Linked DNA regions of Homo sapiens: region 2 is linked to region 1. A link is a loop called in an ENCODE intact Hi-C map of the cell type or tissue named here. Cell type or tissue: K562. All regions are shown on one strand.

Region 1 (8,000 bases):
CCCCTTTACTTTGAGTGACATGGGGTCTCGCTGGAAAATTTTGAGCAGAGAAATGAACTAATCAGACTTCTGTTTTAGGAAAGATGGCTCTGGGCTGGGCGCAGTGGCTCATGCCTGTAATCCCAGTACTTTGGGAGGCCGACGTGGGCAGATCACGAGGTCAGGAGTTCGAGACCAGCCTGGCCAACATGGTGAAACCCCACCTCTACTAAAAATACAAAAATTAGGTGGGAGTGTTGGTGGGCGCCTGTAATCCCAGCTACTCGGTACGCTGAGGCAGGAGAATCGCTTGAAACCGGAAGGTGGAGGTTACAGTGAGCCGAGATCATACCACTGCACTCCAGTCTGCACAACAAGAGCAAAACTCCGTCTCAAAAAAAAAAAAAAAGAAAGAAAGAAAGAAAGAAATTGGCTCTAGTAATTAAATCAACCCTTTTGATTTTTGCAGTAAAATGGAGCACTGAAATGGAGCAATCTTGGGCAGTAATGTGGGGTCTAATGAAGTTTTTGGGTTTTTCAGATGGGTACTATTGCAGCATGTCTGCATGCTTATGTGTATGTTCCAGGAGAGAGATAAGTGGATGATGCAGGAAAGAAAGAGGGGACAGTTGATATCATGATTATTTGATCTAAATAGAAAGTTGGGTGCTTGTTTTGGCAGCACATATACTAAAATTGGAATGATATAGAGATTAGCATGGCCCCTGCACAAGGATGACATGCAAATTTGTGAAGCATTTCATATTTTGAAAAAGAAATGTCAGCCAGGTCATAAACAGTGTGACCCAGATCTAGGGGCCTTACCCTCTTGCCCCCTACTCCTGGTGTGTGGAATGTTGGAACAAAGCACAGTGGCTCCTTTCCTCTCTTCCCACCTCTGCTTGACAACAGTCGTCAAAGACAGGGCTTCCATATTTTCCAGCCAGCCTCCCACCCTCACGGTGTTGTATCAATCCACCAGGCCAAAAGATGTGACCCAGGCCCCAGTGGGAAGAAACTCATAAGGGATAAAGGACAGGCTCCCCGTGATACATTGTCCATTTACTTGAGCTATCTATGCTGGGTGCTCTCTGCAGGGACTACTGGCTTTTGGATCTACGGAGGGTGCTGGACCACTACACCTTTTCCCTCTGGGGTGGATCCTTGGAAGGGCCAGATATACTAGGCTGGGCAAAAGGGAAGAAAAAAGGGAAAGAAGGACATTTCTTTCTAAAATAACTTCCATCAGGCTTCATTTGGGTTAATATGCATCTCATTTAAAACACAAGTGCCCGGGAATATTAATGAAACTTACCTGGCATTTATTCCTTAGAGTGATTTCCCTGCCTTAGAAGGGAATCCTAGTCATTTCTGGGACTTGAGACTTTAGGTTCAGGCCTGGGGAAATTTCTCAGTCAGAAGGCATCCTAAAAGACAAGGGAGATGAAAAAAATGAGAGCTAGAACTCAAAAGGGAGGCAGAAAGGCCCAAAAAATTATTTTTACCCATCAATTTTGAGAAGGGTTCCCAGCCTGTAATTGCTGCACACTGGCAAGCAGCTGGTAAGGTCGAAAGAGCATGGGCTTTGAGTCAAATTGGTCTGGGTTTTAATCTGGCTCTACCATTGATTCATTTATTAGACGTGGACCTTGGACAAGTGCCTGATCTATTTTTAATTCTGCAAAATGGGGAGAGAGAAGAGATCTTCCCTCCTTCCAGGGGCCATGTGTGTGGTGGTGGGGCATGATAACCAGGCTGGCAGTGCCCCCTATTCCCCATATAGGGAAAAGCAGCCACTTTTTTTTTTTTTTTCAGATGAAGTCTTGCTCTGTAGCCCAGACTGGAGTGCAATGGCGTGATCTCGGCTCACTGCAATCTCCACCTCCCGGGTTCAAGCCATTCTCCTGCCTCAGCCTCCTGAGTAGCTGGGACTACAGGTGTGCGCCACCACACTCAGCTAATTTTTGTATTTTTATTAGAGATGGGATTCCACTATGTTGGCCAGGATGGTCTCGATCTCCTGACCTCATGATCCACCTGCCTCGGCCTCCCAAAGTGCGGGGATTATAGGCATGAGCCACCGCGCCCAGCCTGTCACTTCTTCAATAGGAGGCCTAAATGGCCTTGAAGCTGAGTAGGAGTCCCTGGGAGAGAAGAGAAAAGTGTACAATGGATGAGATGGTCACAGGCACTCTGGGTATCCCAGTGTGGTGGGAACTAGAGCTTTAGGGAAAGACAGAAACTTGGCAGAAACATCCAAAGAGAAGCAAACACATGGAGGCACAAGTTTCCTCATCTAGGTTCAATGTAGCCAGCAACCCTTGTCTTCCCAGTCCTCTCCATCACCATACATACAGTGGACATCCGCACCATTTCCCATCCTTTCTGAGCCTAGGCCTCAGAGACTTAGCCACTCCAGGCTGGGTTCACCTCAATACCATCTTGGTTGTAGGCTCGGCTCTCTCCCCCAATGACATGCACTGGTTGACACATACCACAGTGTGACACGCCATAGGATGCCACGAGGTACAAAGGGCAACAGAATGACGCATACACACATATTTAATCTTCCCATGCACATGCTCATCCACCCACTCCACACACAGTCCAGACACTCTGCATCCCTCAATCATGCTTCTGAGTCTCCTGTCGACAGTTGCCACCTCCTTCCTGACACACTGCCCCAGGCGGTGACTGTGACAAGGTGACTCCATGACCTTTTCTGACTTGAGCTAAATTCCAAAATTCTTTGGAAAGTTTCCTAACATCCTTCGTCAGAACAAGGAGTTTCTGCACGTACCAACACACAGGAGGATGCACCCTCAGAACACAGCACATTCTCACTCCCACCCATATTCACGTTGTTCCACTTCACACACACACACACACACACACACACACACAGCCACTTGTGCGCTTCTTCTGGCGCACATGAGCAAACTGCCTGTTGCTTTAGGTTTCTCTCCACCGCTAGGCTCCTTTTGGTTAGCTCACCCCCACAACTCATCCCCGGGATTTCCCTGACCACAGCCGCACTCACGCCCCCGTCTCCCCTTTTTCCTTCTCTGTCCAGCCATCGGGGGTTCCTGGGCGGTTAAGCATCTCCCCGGAGTCGCTGCCCAGAACCACAGCTTTCCTTCCGACACTCAGGATGGGGGAGAGAGGGGACGTCGGAGGGGCCCGGGGTGACGTCGAGGGGACAACCCCACCGCGGGCGGCGAGGCGGGCTGGGCCCCTGGCGGGCTCTCCCCGCAGCACACTCTCGCCGCGCCCCCTGGCGGATGCTAGTCCTCGACGGGCTCCGGACGCTCAGCTGAGTGAGGCGGGCGCGCGTGGGAGGGTGTCCCAAGGGGAGGGGTCCGCGGCCAGTGCAGGCCCGGAGGCGGGGGCCACCGGGCAGGGGGCGGGGGTGAGCCCCGACGGCCAACCCGTCAGCTCTCGGCTCAGACGGGCGGGAACCACAGCCCCGCTCGCTGCCCATTGTCTGCGCCCCTAACCGGTGCGCCCTGGTGCCACAGTGCGGCCCGGAGGGGCAGCCTCCTCCCGTCACTTCAGCCAGCGCCGCAACTATAAGAGGCGGTGCCGCCCGCCGTGGCCGCCTCAGCCCACCAGCCGGGACCGCGAGCCATGCTGTCCGCCGCCCGCCCCCAGGGTTGTTAAAGCCAGACTGCGAACTCTCGCCACTGCCGCCACCGCCGCGTCCCGTCCCACCGTCGCGGGCAACAACCAAAGTCGCCGCAACTGCAGCACAGAGCGGGCAAAGCCAGGCAGGCCATGGGGCTCTGGGCGCTGTTGCCTGGCTGGGTTTCTGCTACGCTGCTGCTGGCGCTGGCCGCTCTGCCCGCAGCCCTGGCTGCCAACAGCAGTGGCCGATGGTGGTAAGTGAGCTGGTGCGGGGTCGCCACTTGTCCCGCGGCACAGAGCCAGGGGCCAACCCTACCCAGCTCCCACGCTCTGGGATCCGTCTGCCGACAGGCTCCCTCCCCGCTCTGACTTCCCTCCGCGACACCGAAGGGCGATCTGGCATGAAACTGCCCCAGACTCCAGCTCTGTACAAGTGGGGCGAATGATCCGCCCGCGGAGGCCTAAGATACCCCAGGCAGGGAGCCCACTCTCATCTAGCACCGCCCTTCCCCTTTGAGCGCCAACTCCAGCCTCACGGCGGTGGCTCACCACAGGTTTCCCCACCTCGGGAAGTGAAGGGCCAGGAGTTCGCCTAGAAAGGAGGGGAGAAGAGGGTGGGACTCCTAAGCATTTCACGCCTTGGGTGGGCAAGAACTGCAGGCCATGATTATCTCGCTCAGGCTGACCGGAAGAGGCTCGGAGATCCAAGGTAGACACTCGGTCTCCGGGTACCTCCTCTGTCCAGTCTCCGGACCTAGGGCTCAGGCGAGCAGCCCTGGGACTACTGGGCACACACAAGTCTGGACGCCCAGTTCTTTCAAATTAGTGAGCCTGGGAGAGCGGGTATTATTAATCTCCCGCCATTCTCTCCAGCCACATACCCCCAGGAAGAGGACCGGGTGGCACAGTTTTTATGGTTAGGGTGCGGATCCCCTTCCTGAGCCTGAGCTATCATACGTCCCACCAGGGGTATTGTGAACGTAGCCTCCTCCACGAACCTGCTTACAGACTCCAAGAGTCTGCAACTGGTACTCGAGCCCAGTCTGCAGCTGTTGAGCCGCAAACAGCGGCGTCTGATACGCCAAAATCCGGGGATCCTGCACAGCGTGAGTGGGGGGCTGCAGAGTGCCGTGCGCGAGTGCAAGTGGCAGTTCCGGAATCGCCGCTGGAACTGTCCCACTGCTCCAGGGCCCCACCTCTTCGGCAAGATCGTCAACCGAGGTGGGTGCCCAGGAAGGCGACGCTTCCGGGAGCAGGGGAAACGCGGGGTCACCCCCAGGGCATGGGCGGGCGAGTTCAGAGAAGGTGTCCCAGGCGCCTGGAGGGTCACACAATCAACCTTGCCAAGTGCCTCGTGCCCAGCGCCAGCTCGGGGCCAGACTTCTACCAGGCGTTTTCCAGCCGTGCACCCTGGAAACGAAGCTTAACTTTTCTGAGCTACTGCCCCAGATAAAGAAAGTTTCGGGTCGCGGACGCCGGCTGACCGCCGCTTTCCCCCAGCCTCTCTCAAAAGCGCCTGGGAAGCTGCTCTCTGCAGGCGTGTGTCTGGCCTCTCGCCCAGCAAGGCTTGCACCGCCAAAATGGGCCGAAAGTTTTGGGCTGCGAAGAAGTCTTGGGGATGTATGGTTCTTCCGCTCCCCTCTCTTCGGTTTGTCTCTCTGGGGCTGCTCCACTTCCGCTATCGAGCCAAAATGCGCCCTAGAATCTCCCAGTAAGGTGTGATTACGCCCGTGGACGTGGCTGCGTGCCCACGCACCTGCTTTCTCTACTAGCCCTAGAGACCAGCTTTCCAGCACTGCCGGCCCTGGCTCTCAGGACTCAAAGTGCGGAGTCGGGGGTGGGATTCCGGTCCCAAGCCCTTCATGAGGGTGCTGGCCGCGCCCCGCGTACCCCCTCGCTGATCCCCGCTCCCTTCTCCCACAGGCTGTCGAGAAACGGCGTTTATCTTCGCTATCACCTCCGCCGGGGTCACCCATTCGGTGGCGCGCTCCTGCTCAGAAGGTTCCATCGAATCCTGCACGTGTGACTACCGGCGGCGCGGCCCCGGGGGCCCCGACTGGCACTGGGGGGGCTGCAGCGACAACATTGACTTCGGCCGCCTCTTCGGCCGGGAGTTCGTGGACTCCGGGGAGAAGGGGCGGGACCTGCGCTTCCTCATGAACCTTCACAACAACGAGGCAGGCCGTACGGTGAGCTTTGAGAGGCTCCGCACCCTAAGCGGAGCGGCAGGGGCCAACCTCGGGCTGGGGAAGTGACGGTCGGTGAGATAAGGCAAGGGGCACCAGGAGAGGGCGTCCTGGGAGAGCCGGAGGCTTGGAACGAAGACGGAGAATAGAGGAGACAGTGGCTGAGGGCAAAGGTATGTCTGGCCCGCGGACAGGTAGAAGAGGTTGCAAATCAAGCACAGTCTCTTCGCTGTACAGATTCGAAAAATAAGCCTGAGAGGCCGAGACTGACTCGCCGCGGCGGAGCAGGGTTGGGCAGGGTTTCCAAATCTCAGCGGAACATTTCGCGCCTCCCTTCCCCTGGGCTCAGCTAGGCCTGGGCCTTTGCTGAGGTCCGGCCCCCGTGGCGTCCGGGAGAGGGCAGTGTCTGGGAGGGTGACTCTGGCCCGGTGCCCTGGGACACTCTTTCTTCCCCTATCCCCGCAGACCGTATTCTCCGAGATGCGCCAGGAGTGCAAGTGCCACGGGATGTCCGGCTCATGCACGGTGCGCACGTGCTGGATGCGGCTGCCCACGCTGCGCGCCGTGGGCGATGTGCTGCGCGACCGCTTCGACGGCGCCTCGCGCGTCCTGTACGGCAACCGCGGCAGCAACCGCGCTTCGCGGGCGGAGCTGCTGCGCCTGGAGCCGGAAGACCCGGCCCACAAACCGCCCTCCCCCCACGACCTCGTCTACTTCGAGAAATCGCCCAACTTCTGCACGTACAGCGGACGCCTGGGCACAGCAGGCACGGCAGGGCGCGCCTGTAACAGCTCGTCGCCCGCGCTGGACGGCTGCGAGCTGCTCTGCTGCGGCAGGGGCCACCGCACGCGCACGCAGCGCGTCACCGAGCGCTGCAACTGCACCTTCCACTGGTGCTGCCACGTCAGCTGCCGCAACTGCACGCACACGCGCGTACTGCACGAGTGTCTGTGAGGCGCTGCGCGGACTCGCCCCCAGGAACGCTCTCCTCGAGCCCTCCCCCAAACAGACTCGCTAGCACTCAAGACCCGGTTATTCGCCCACCCGAGTACCTCCAGTCACACTCCCCGCGGTTCATACGCATCCCATCTCTCCCACTTCCTCCTACCTGGGGACTCCTCAAACCACTTGCCTGGGGCGGCATGAACCCTCTTGCCATCCTGATGGACCTGCCCCGGACCTACCTCCCTCCCTCTCCGCGGGAGACCCCTTGTTGCACTGCCCCCTGCTTGGCCAGGAGGTGAGAGAAGGATGGGTCCCCTCCGCCATGGGGTCGGCTCCTGATGGTGTCATTCTGCCTGCTCCATCGCGCCAGCGACCTCTCTGCCTCTCTTCTTCCCCTTTGTCCTGCGTTTTCTCCGGGTCCTCCTAAGTCCCTTCCTATTCTCCTGCCATGGGTGCAGACCCTGAACCCACACCTGGGCATCAGGGCCTTTCTCCTCCCCACCTGTAGCTGAAGCAGGAGGTTACAGGGCAAAAGGGCAGCTGTGATGATGTGGAAATGAGGTTGGGGGAACCAGCAGAAATGCCCCCATTCTCCCAGTCTCTGTCGTGGAGCCATTGAACAGCTGTGAGCCATGCCTCCCTGGGCCACCTCCTACCCCTTCCTGTCCTGCCTCCTCATCAGTGTGTAAATAATTTGCACTGAAACGTGGATACAGAGCCACGAGTTTGGATGTTGTAAATAAAACTATTTATTGTGCTGGGTCCCAGCCTGGTTTGCAAAGACCACCTCCAACCCAACCCAATCCCTCTCCACTCTTCTCTCCTTTCTCCCTGCAGCCTTTTCTGGTCCCTCTTCTCTCCTCAGTTTCTCAAAGATGCGTTTGCCTCCTGGAATCAGTATTTCCTTCCACTGTAGCTATTAGCGGCTCCTCGCCCCCACCAGTGTAGCATCTTCCTCTGCAGAATAAAATCTCTATTTTTATCGATGACTTGGTGGCTTTTCCTTGAATCCAGAACACAACCTTGTTTGTGGTGTCCCCTATCCTCCCCTTTTACCACTCCCAGGCTTGGAAGCTTACCTCTCTCAAACAAATAGAATATGCTGTTGGGGGACTGGTTTCCTAACCTTGCCAGAGGACCCTGAGATTCTGACCCTTGGATGACCCTAACGAGGCCACTGGGAATCCAGCTCTCCTGAGAGAGGAACCTGGTCAGTAGCCAAACAACCCTGCAGGGTTCTTCTTCCTCGTGGAACAGCAACTGGCT
Region 2 (8,000 bases), 360 kb after region 1:
GGGGCATTTGGAGACCCTGGAGGTGAGCAGCTGCAAAGGCCTCTTAGAGACCAGGATAAGCCAGGACTATCATGTATGGGAGAACATTGTGTAAGATGGAGGGCACAGGGCACACCAGGGCATGATTATTGGATGGAGAGTGATTTCCTCCTCTCTTGTTTTCTGTACTCCTTCCTTGCACCCCCGACCCCCGCCTCATAATGATGCTGGGAGAGAGAGGTTCCTAAGGCTGGGCCTGTGTTGGGGGTTGGGGGAGGCCCCTACATGTCTGCAAGGAGTGGGAGAGAAAGGATTGGCAGTCAGTGGGGGAGGGGCCTCCTCCTCCAACCATAAATACAAATTTTATTCAAGGTCTTTGTCGCCATTTGTCTTCCTCGGGGGGCTGAGGGCCGTGTCAGCCCTCTGCATGTCTAATTCCGGATCTGCTCCCCCAGGCTGGATGATGGATGGATCAGAGAGCAGGCCCAGGCTCACACCAGCCTCCCCTGCCTGATCCTCAGGCCCCATCCACCCCAGGTCCTGACTCCTCTCCCTCCCTTTTCCCTCCCTCCACTCACCAGAGACCCCCTCTGCCCAGCCACACTCCTCACTCCACTCATTCTACTCACCAAGGTCCCCTTTTTAAGTCCCTCACCTCAGCCCCTTTCAGGTCCCAGTCCTCTTCTCTCTAGAGCTTCCCCTCTCCTCCCATCCCCAGCCCAGGCTGTGAGATGTGGTGACCAGCAGGGCTGCAGGCAGCAGCGGATCTGTGTGGTCGGGGGAGCCGGCTTGGCTCACGGGGAGCTGAGGGGCCAGCTCCATGAATTTATTCATGTTCTGTTGCTCTTTTCCCACACTCTGGAATGAAGCTGCCAGCTCACCAGGTCCTTATTGCTTCCCCTGCAGCTGCCACATTCTGCCAAGAAGGGACCTGGGTGGGGCCAAGGCCAGCCTGTGCACCTTGGGCCAGAAGCCAAGTGTCTGGGCTCGAGGCAATGCTGGGGCCCAGGCCAGGGTCTGGGACAATTTTCCCAGAACTCCTCTGGCAGCCAAACTGGGAAGCCCCAGGGAGGTGGTATGGTTGGGAATGGGAAGTAGGTAGAGAAGGGTGTGCTGCAGGACAAAGAAGGGGCAGTGGAAGTGGGGGGCAGAGTTGGCAGGGGGAGCGGAGAGGAGAGGAAGCCTTTAACAGTTTCCTAGGCTCCCCCACTTAAAGGTTAATGCAGCCTTCAGACAGACCAGTCTGTCCTTGACTCTGCATTAGCCTTGACCCTAACCCCTATTTATATACTCGACTCCTCTTCAATCCTAAAATGAATTTTAACTCCATAAACTGACCCTAAATGGAATGCCTCCCTCACCTGTCCTGGAACCCAGGGGGATCCCCAGAATCCCCCCCAGGGCTATAGCTAGGTGTGTGTCAGAGTTCTGAGGACCAGACTTTGGATTAGCATGTGATTAGCATATGATTTGCATGTGATATGTGCCTTCTACTCTGTGGAAGTTTTCATGTTAAAATTTTATGAAGTCTAGTGGAAAGGTCCTGGCTCCTTGAAAGTTCTCTCTTTTTGTTCCTTCTCTCACACTTACTGTCACTGACCCAGACCCCCTCAAGGGAAGAAAGGGGGTGAAGAGGTGAGCAATAGAGGGCCCTTGGGAGGGAAGGCTCCAGCAGCATGATATGCCTGCATCACTTGAACGTGCCTCAGTTTCCTCATCAGTAAGAGAAGAGAAACCTCCTCGCTGCCTGACATTTTATCAAGATCTAAGGAAACACTTTTTTTTTTTTCCTTGCACTCTCTCCTTCCTCCCCTTCAGGGCCCGTCACAGTGTGGTTCTCCCTACTCATTCCCACACTCTGGCTTTCAACTCCCACATTGAAGATCACATGGATCTGGAAGCAGCCTGGGTTGCCTGGTAGCAGTCCTCTAGTATGAAGACAAGGGAATCCACGTGAGAGGACAGGGGACGGCATGGAAAGGGAAACAACATTATTGAGTCCTTATTGTATTTTAGGGCTTTAACATGCAACTTCTCGTTGCATCCTCACAGCACCCTTTAGAGTTAGATCTATTGTCCCCATTTTAAAGATAAAAAAACTGGGGCCCAGAAAGGGGAAATGGCTTGTCCATTATCACCCTGTAAGGGATAGTCCTGGAATTAGAGTTATGACCTCCTGGCTTCCTTCTCAGTTCCCTAGAGGAGACAAATGGCACCCAAGGCAGTGGAAGAGTGAGAGAGGCAGGCCAGGAGTGGGCAGTGAGATTTGAATGGCTTCCGGGAGCCTTTTGTATGTGAGGCCAAAAGGGTTGGGTCTTGGCTCCGTGTATCCCCCAACCCCCACCCTGACACTGTTAAGCATGATGCCCAACAGGTGCTCAACTGTTGGCTAAAGGATGGCCAAAGTTAGTTTCAGAGAACAACCGTCCAGATGGAGGAAGAGAGGGCAGAGAAAAAGGAAGGCAAAGGAAAACGAAGCGAGTCAAGGAAAATTTGCTTAAGGGACAAAAGGGAAGCCTGAAGCCGGCTGTTCTCCGACTGCAGCTGGGAAAACCGTCCCAGCCCAAGAACCTGCTCATGGTTTGCCTCCTTGCAGAGACTACCCTCCTGCCTCTGCCATCACGGCCAGGCCCAGGGCTCCCACTCATCAGCCAGTGCCTCTGGCACCAAAACTCAGTGCAACCTTAAGTTCAAAGTATCGCACCAGGGTCCACAGGGCTGAAGACAAGCTCCTGGCTTCTCAGAGAGTGGGTAAAGACTGCTTCCAAGGTGTCTGCCAGGTCAGAGCTGTTGCTGACTTACTTCGGCAGCCCTCCACCCCTGGCCAGGTGCTGCTCCTAGCCTTTGACTCCTCCACCTCCCTTTGTGCCCCCCTCTGCCTCCACCGCTTGCCAGCTCCAGCCTCCAGTTAATGAAATGTGGGGATCGGCTGCACAGAGAGCTGTCAGACCCCTCATTTCTCCTCTGGGATATTGACTCCGGGTCTGGGAGACCCACAGGTGAAAGGAGGCGGGTGGGGTGCGGGAAGTTGAGGTAGGGGCGCATACTGATGAGAGCCCCGAGACCAGGAGGTAGTGCTAAGCTCCAAGTCTCGAGGGCTCGGCTAAGCGAGGAAGGCCCTAGGATGCTCTTTCTGCTTGGGGTCCCCAGCTTTTCTCTGACGAGCAGGACACTTAACGAGCCCCAACCCACCGCACCCGGACCTGGACCCCGAACTAGCACCCCAGGCGGGCTGGACTTCAGTGAGCGCCGCGCGCAGCGCCTCGGAGCCAGAGACCGCTGCCCGGTGCTTCCTCCCATCTTCTTCCATCCCTTCCCTCTTGCTCCCCCTCCCTCCTGCACTCCCTCCCCGGCGGCCGCGGCCTTTATTAGGGATTCCGCGGCTGTCGGTCCCGCCATCCATCCTGTCCGCCGGCAATTAGGCGGCCAGACAAAGAGCAGCTTCGGATGGATGAGGGTCCCAGCGGATCGGAAATGTGAAGGGTCAGCGCTGCCGCCCGCGGCGCACCCCGCTCCCCCTTCCGCATAATCACCGGCCGCCCGTCACTCAGCCGGCCGCCCAGGGAGCTCCTGGGCCCGGCCCGGGAGAGGGCGGGGTGCGGCTGCAGCCTAGGCGCCCAGGACAGGGCGAGGGCGGACCTGCGGCAGGAGCGCCTCCTGCGGGGCAGTGGAGGACTGTGGCCTGAGGCATTGGCCGAAGGGTGGGGGATTATGGCCCCGGGCACTCCCCGAAGGGAAACTGGGGCTAGCGGCTTGGGGCCTCCCAGTGGGGAAGAGGGAACAAAAGCTGCGGAGACCGGAGGCCCGGGGTCCAGGGCGCCCCCTGCTGGGAAGCTGGGAACCAAGCCTTAGAGGTCCGGCAGGTACAGATGGAACCAGGCCCAGGGCGACCCCTCCTAGGGAAACCAAGGGTTTCTAGCCTGGCGCGCCTCCTGCCGGCTTTGAATGACACTGCGCTTCTATGCCCGCTCCGTTCAGTGAAATCCAACCAATCCGCATCCGCTCAAAAAAGGCTCCAAGTCCTGGCGAACCCGAGGGGAGCCGAGAGGGAGTTCAAGGAGTCCAGGTTTTACTGCAGATTCTTTGGCGCTAGCTCCCAGCTGACAAATCAACATCTCAATCTGACAATTAGTGGTCAAGATGCGGGGTGAGGGGCTCTTACAGCCCCGGCCGCTTAGCCCTCCCGGCGGGAGGCAGAGGGGTGGGCGGTGCTGGCAGTGATGAACGACTCCAGGGGGGCCCGTGGCCCCGAGCGCGCATTCATTACTCGACTGACAGGCGGGTGGCGGGCCGGGCGGGCTGCGAGTGGACGTGCCGGGAAAGAGGCCAGTAGCAGGAGGGGACTAAGGCAAGCGTTTAACAGTCCCACTGCTCCATCTGCTCCCGGTCCTTCGCCTTGACCCTGGGACTTGACTTCCTTGAGCTCGGCCTCCCAGTTGTTGGAGCTGGCCCTGGCTGGGAAGCAAGGGCGGGGACCTAAGCCCTCTTCTGGGGTTAGGTGATTTAAGGTCTGAGATGTCAAGGAAGGGTATTAGGCAGGTCTCAAGACTAGGCGATTCGGCCTGACCTCTGAGAGATTGTGCGTGACTGTGCACTCAGAGATGGCGTGTATGACAGGGATTGATGAATGTGGATCGCACGTGGGAGGTCAGTGACTGTGTGTGTCAGTACCAGGTATGTGTCAGTATGATTTTGTCAGTGGAGGTGTGAGATTCCCTCTGAGGATGAGCCACCACCCCTCCCTGTGTGTCCGTCTCCCCACTACCCCCCAGCTGGCTGTCAGCTCTGTCTCCAGTTATGGAGGAAATGGCAGTGCGCACGGTGACAGCTGAGGTGTGCTGCTGGGGTGGGGGGTGGGGGTGGTGCTAGATGTTAACTGTGAGAGTGCTGGTCAGGACAGCTGCTCCCTTCCAGCACCTTCACCACTAACATCCCTACCCCAAGGGTTTTGAAAGTAGTGGATTTTTTTTTTTTTTTTTTTTTTTTTTTTTTTTTTTTTTTTTTTTGGCCAAAGTTTGGACACCTAGTTGCTGTGCCCTGGGGAACAAAGTGATTACTGCCAGAGTTGTCTAGCCCATACCCCTACACATACACATACACAAGGTCTCCAAATGTGAGATGTGATCTCCAACCCATGTGGCCTACCTAGGCTGGTGGTGGCCAGAGAGGAGTTGGTAGATGTTGAGCAGATGCCTGTGTGATGCTCAGGAAGAGAGAGGCTGACCTTCAGACCTCCAAGGCAGCCTATCTCTTTGGAGCCTGTACTAGCAGCCTCGGAGACCCTAACCTTTTGGGTCTCAAGTCCAAGTTAATTACTAGTTTATGCCTTGGGAGGATAATGCTAACTGCACTCTAATTCCTCTCCATAATAACTCTCTTCAGTTTGGCTTGGTCTCCACTCTCAATCCTCATTCTCAAAAACACCAAGAAGTTGAACCTGGCCTCCTCCCAGCCCTGAACCTCCTGGGTTTACAGAGCAGAGAGCTGGGCTGACTCTGGATCTCTGGCCCCCTGTTTTGTTCAGCAAGACCCCTTCCCTTTGTCTTGTTGTTCCTTGGGGCTAGGGTATCTCCTGGAGCTTCTGTATATTTATCTCTGTAAACGTCCTCTTCTTTTTTTTTTTCGGGGTCTCACTCTGTCTCCCAGGCTGGAGTGCAGTGGCTCGATCTTGGCTCACTGCAATCTCCGTCTCCTGGATTCAAGAGATTCTTCTGCCTCAGCCTCCTGAACACCTGGGACTACAGGCTCCACCCGGCTTTTTTTTTTTTTTTTTTTTAATTTTTAGTAGAGACAGGGTTTACCATGTTGACCAGGCTGGTCTTGAACTCCTGATGTCAGGTGATCCACCCACCTCAGCATCCCAAAGTACTGGGATTACAGGTGTGAGTCACGGCGCCCAGGCTTTGTACCCTCCTTTGTGTCTGCATATTTCCACATTTAGGAATCTTCCAAATTTGTCTTCCTACATTTTGGGGGGCTCTCTCTTTGTTCCTCTTGGGGCTCTTCTCTCTAAGAATACACCAGCCCAGCAGAATACCCCACGGACACTGGAGTAGGAGAAGGAGGAGGGCTTTCTTCCTGCCCCCATCCAGAGGTGATTGCTAACCCAAGGATGGTCACACCGTGTCAGGGCTCGGGCACGCGCGGGTCACTTCACATTCTGAGCACAGACGCCTGGTCGATGCCCTGCTGTCCCTCCCTCCTCCCAACCTCCCTCCGCCTGGCCCCCGCCCCCTCCGCCCGCCTGGAAAAGGCAAATTTGACATTTTTAAATCCCGAGCCTTAGAGGGATCGATGCGGCCCGGGGGCCCCGCCCGGGGTCGATATTCCTGATTGGGAAGCGGCCGCTTCGCGGAGCCCGCGTGTAAATCACCTGGGCTGGGGGAGGGGGCGTGGGGAGCCTACCACGTCCCAGGCTCGCGAAGCCAGGAGGGGTCGGGACCCGGGCGGTACCGGAGGGCGACGGAATGAGAACGACAGGCCTTAGAGAACCAGAGAGAAGCCCGCCCAGGGCCTCCCCCTCCCCCGCTCAGCCCTGCCAACTCCCCCAGCAGGCTCCAGTCTCGCTTCAGCGGCCGCCACCCTTCGTTGCCCCTGGAGCCGCCGGGGAGGCCAGTGTCGGAGCCAGCCATGCGGCGGCTCCTCTCTGGCCGCTCCCGCGGGGCCGGGGCTTCGGCGGCTGCTGTCACGGAGCCGACAGGCCGGGCCGGCCGGGAAGGGGCGGGTGGCGGGGGGGAGAGGCGGCGGGGTGAGGCTGGCTCAGCGCTGGCACTCAGTGGGCGCGCAACGTATGTTTGCCGAATTGAAAGGCTGGGACACCGAGCGGCGCAGGGCAGAGGGTCGGAGGGCACAGGCGGGGTAGGAGATGGCCCAGACCGGGTGAGGGCAGAAGCCTCACTCACGGGGGAAGAAGGCACTCGAGGTCGCTCTGAGGACCGCTGGGCTGGGATAGACCACCCATCCCCCGCCGGGGAGACCCGGGTAGTAAAGAACAAGACAGAATGGGACAGGCAGGACGGTTTGGACCCCACCTACAAGCGCCTCCACCACCCCAGCCTCCGATCCTTGTCACGCTCTGCTGGGGAAACCGAGGCAGCCGATGCTGAGAATAGCCAAAAAGTTAAAAGCGGGGTCAGCGACGAAGCTGGGGCAGCAACCAGAATTCCTGCGTGGGTTTTTTGGATTCCTCCGCCCACGCGGGGCCAGTTTGCGGGTAAATGCACCACCGCGCCCCGCACCACAGCTCAGACCCTTTCCTCTCGCTGCAGTTTGTCAGATCCCCCCACCTCCCACTCTGCACCAGTTTATAGAACAACAATTTGGGGAAAACAATCCGGGCGGAGTGACGGCCCCGTAATTGTGACAAAGTGAGTGCGGGCGGCTGGAGAGAGCGCTAGGCCGGGAGCGCTGCAGGGCGAGGCGGAGGCAGGGGCGCCTCCCCCCGCCCTGCCGCCCCCTCGTTCTTATTCCGGTCACCTCCCATCCCTCTCCTTGACTCTTCAATTCCTCTTCTCCCGGCCCCTTGCGCCTTCCTTCGCTTGTTCCTCCATCGCTCTTCCCTTTCCTCCCGGTAACAGCTCTTCTCCCGCTCCCCCGACCCCGTCGCCCCTCCCCCGGTGCGCTTTTTCCTCGCTCACTTCTCCCCTCTCCTCTGCCCTCCACTCGTTTCTTCAGCTTTTCCTCGCGCTTACATTGCCCTTGGGCCCCTGGCTCTCCCCGCACAATCCGCTTCTCTCCCTCCCCACTCCTCCCTTCCTGAGATCGAACCCTGAGCCCCTTCCCGACCCCCACTCTCTGGGCCGCCAGCGCAGCCCCGCATTTCTGGGTTCCTCGGGAAGTAAACCTGGGGGCGCGCTGCGGCCCCGGGTGCCCCGGCGGCCAGCCCCTTCCCTCTCCCTTGTATGGCTGCCGCCCCCGCCCCACCACCTGAGCCGGGAGATAGTTTGTTTGTCCAGCGGCGGCCGCCGCCGCCCACGCTGTTTGCAAAGCTTAGCGCGCCGTCGCGCAGTGCGGGCCCAATT

Evidence for each region. A loop is a pair of places that touch in the nucleus more often than their neighbours do. Peaks named below come from ENCODE experiments on the same cell type or tissue, not always from the same donor. Only the 100,000 strongest peaks of a DNase experiment are listed, where the experiment ranks them.
Region 2: a loop joins it to region 1, with 4 times the contacts of the local background. A loop is called at or near these places in 2 of 110 quality-filtered maps.

What each region holds. Positions count from the first base shown.
Region 1 is chr12:48,974,898-48,982,897 of GRCh38, forward strand. WNT1 (Wnt family member 1) reads left to right here and starts at 3,425. Exons shown (of 4, transcript NM_005430.4): 1 at 3,425-3,857; 2 at 4,571-4,824; 3 at 5,527-5,792; 4 at 6,255-7,723. The coding sequence starts at 3,754. The coding sequence ends at 6,743. LOC105369757 (a long non-coding RNA gene) reads right to left here. Exons shown (of 3, transcript XR_944929.3): 3 at 7,460-7,691. It also overlaps the pseudogene RNU6-940P. RefSeq lists silencers at 3,110-3,479, 6,587-6,716 and enhancers at 4,363-4,962, 4,963-5,564, 5,997-6,056, 6,165-6,765, 6,237-6,486. In K562, CTCF peaks have their summits at 1,743, 3,245 (motif pointing left) and 5,874 (motif pointing right); DNase peaks (open chromatin) are centred at 3,234, 5,868 and 6,184; H3K27me3 peaks cover 4,555 bases.
Region 2 is chr12:49,338,797-49,346,796 of GRCh38, forward strand. No RefSeq gene overlaps it. Among named protein-coding and RNA genes, the nearest start is that of DNAJC22, 4.1 kb to the right of the region's middle. RefSeq lists silencers at 3,433-3,572, 6,417-6,606, 6,637-6,736, 6,757-6,876 and an enhancer at 3,774-4,285. In K562, a CTCF peak has its summit at 3,843 (motif pointing left); DNase peaks (open chromatin) are centred at 3,845, 4,615, 7,445 and 7,635; H3K4me3 peaks cover 2,505 bases; H3K27me3 peaks cover 1,752 bases.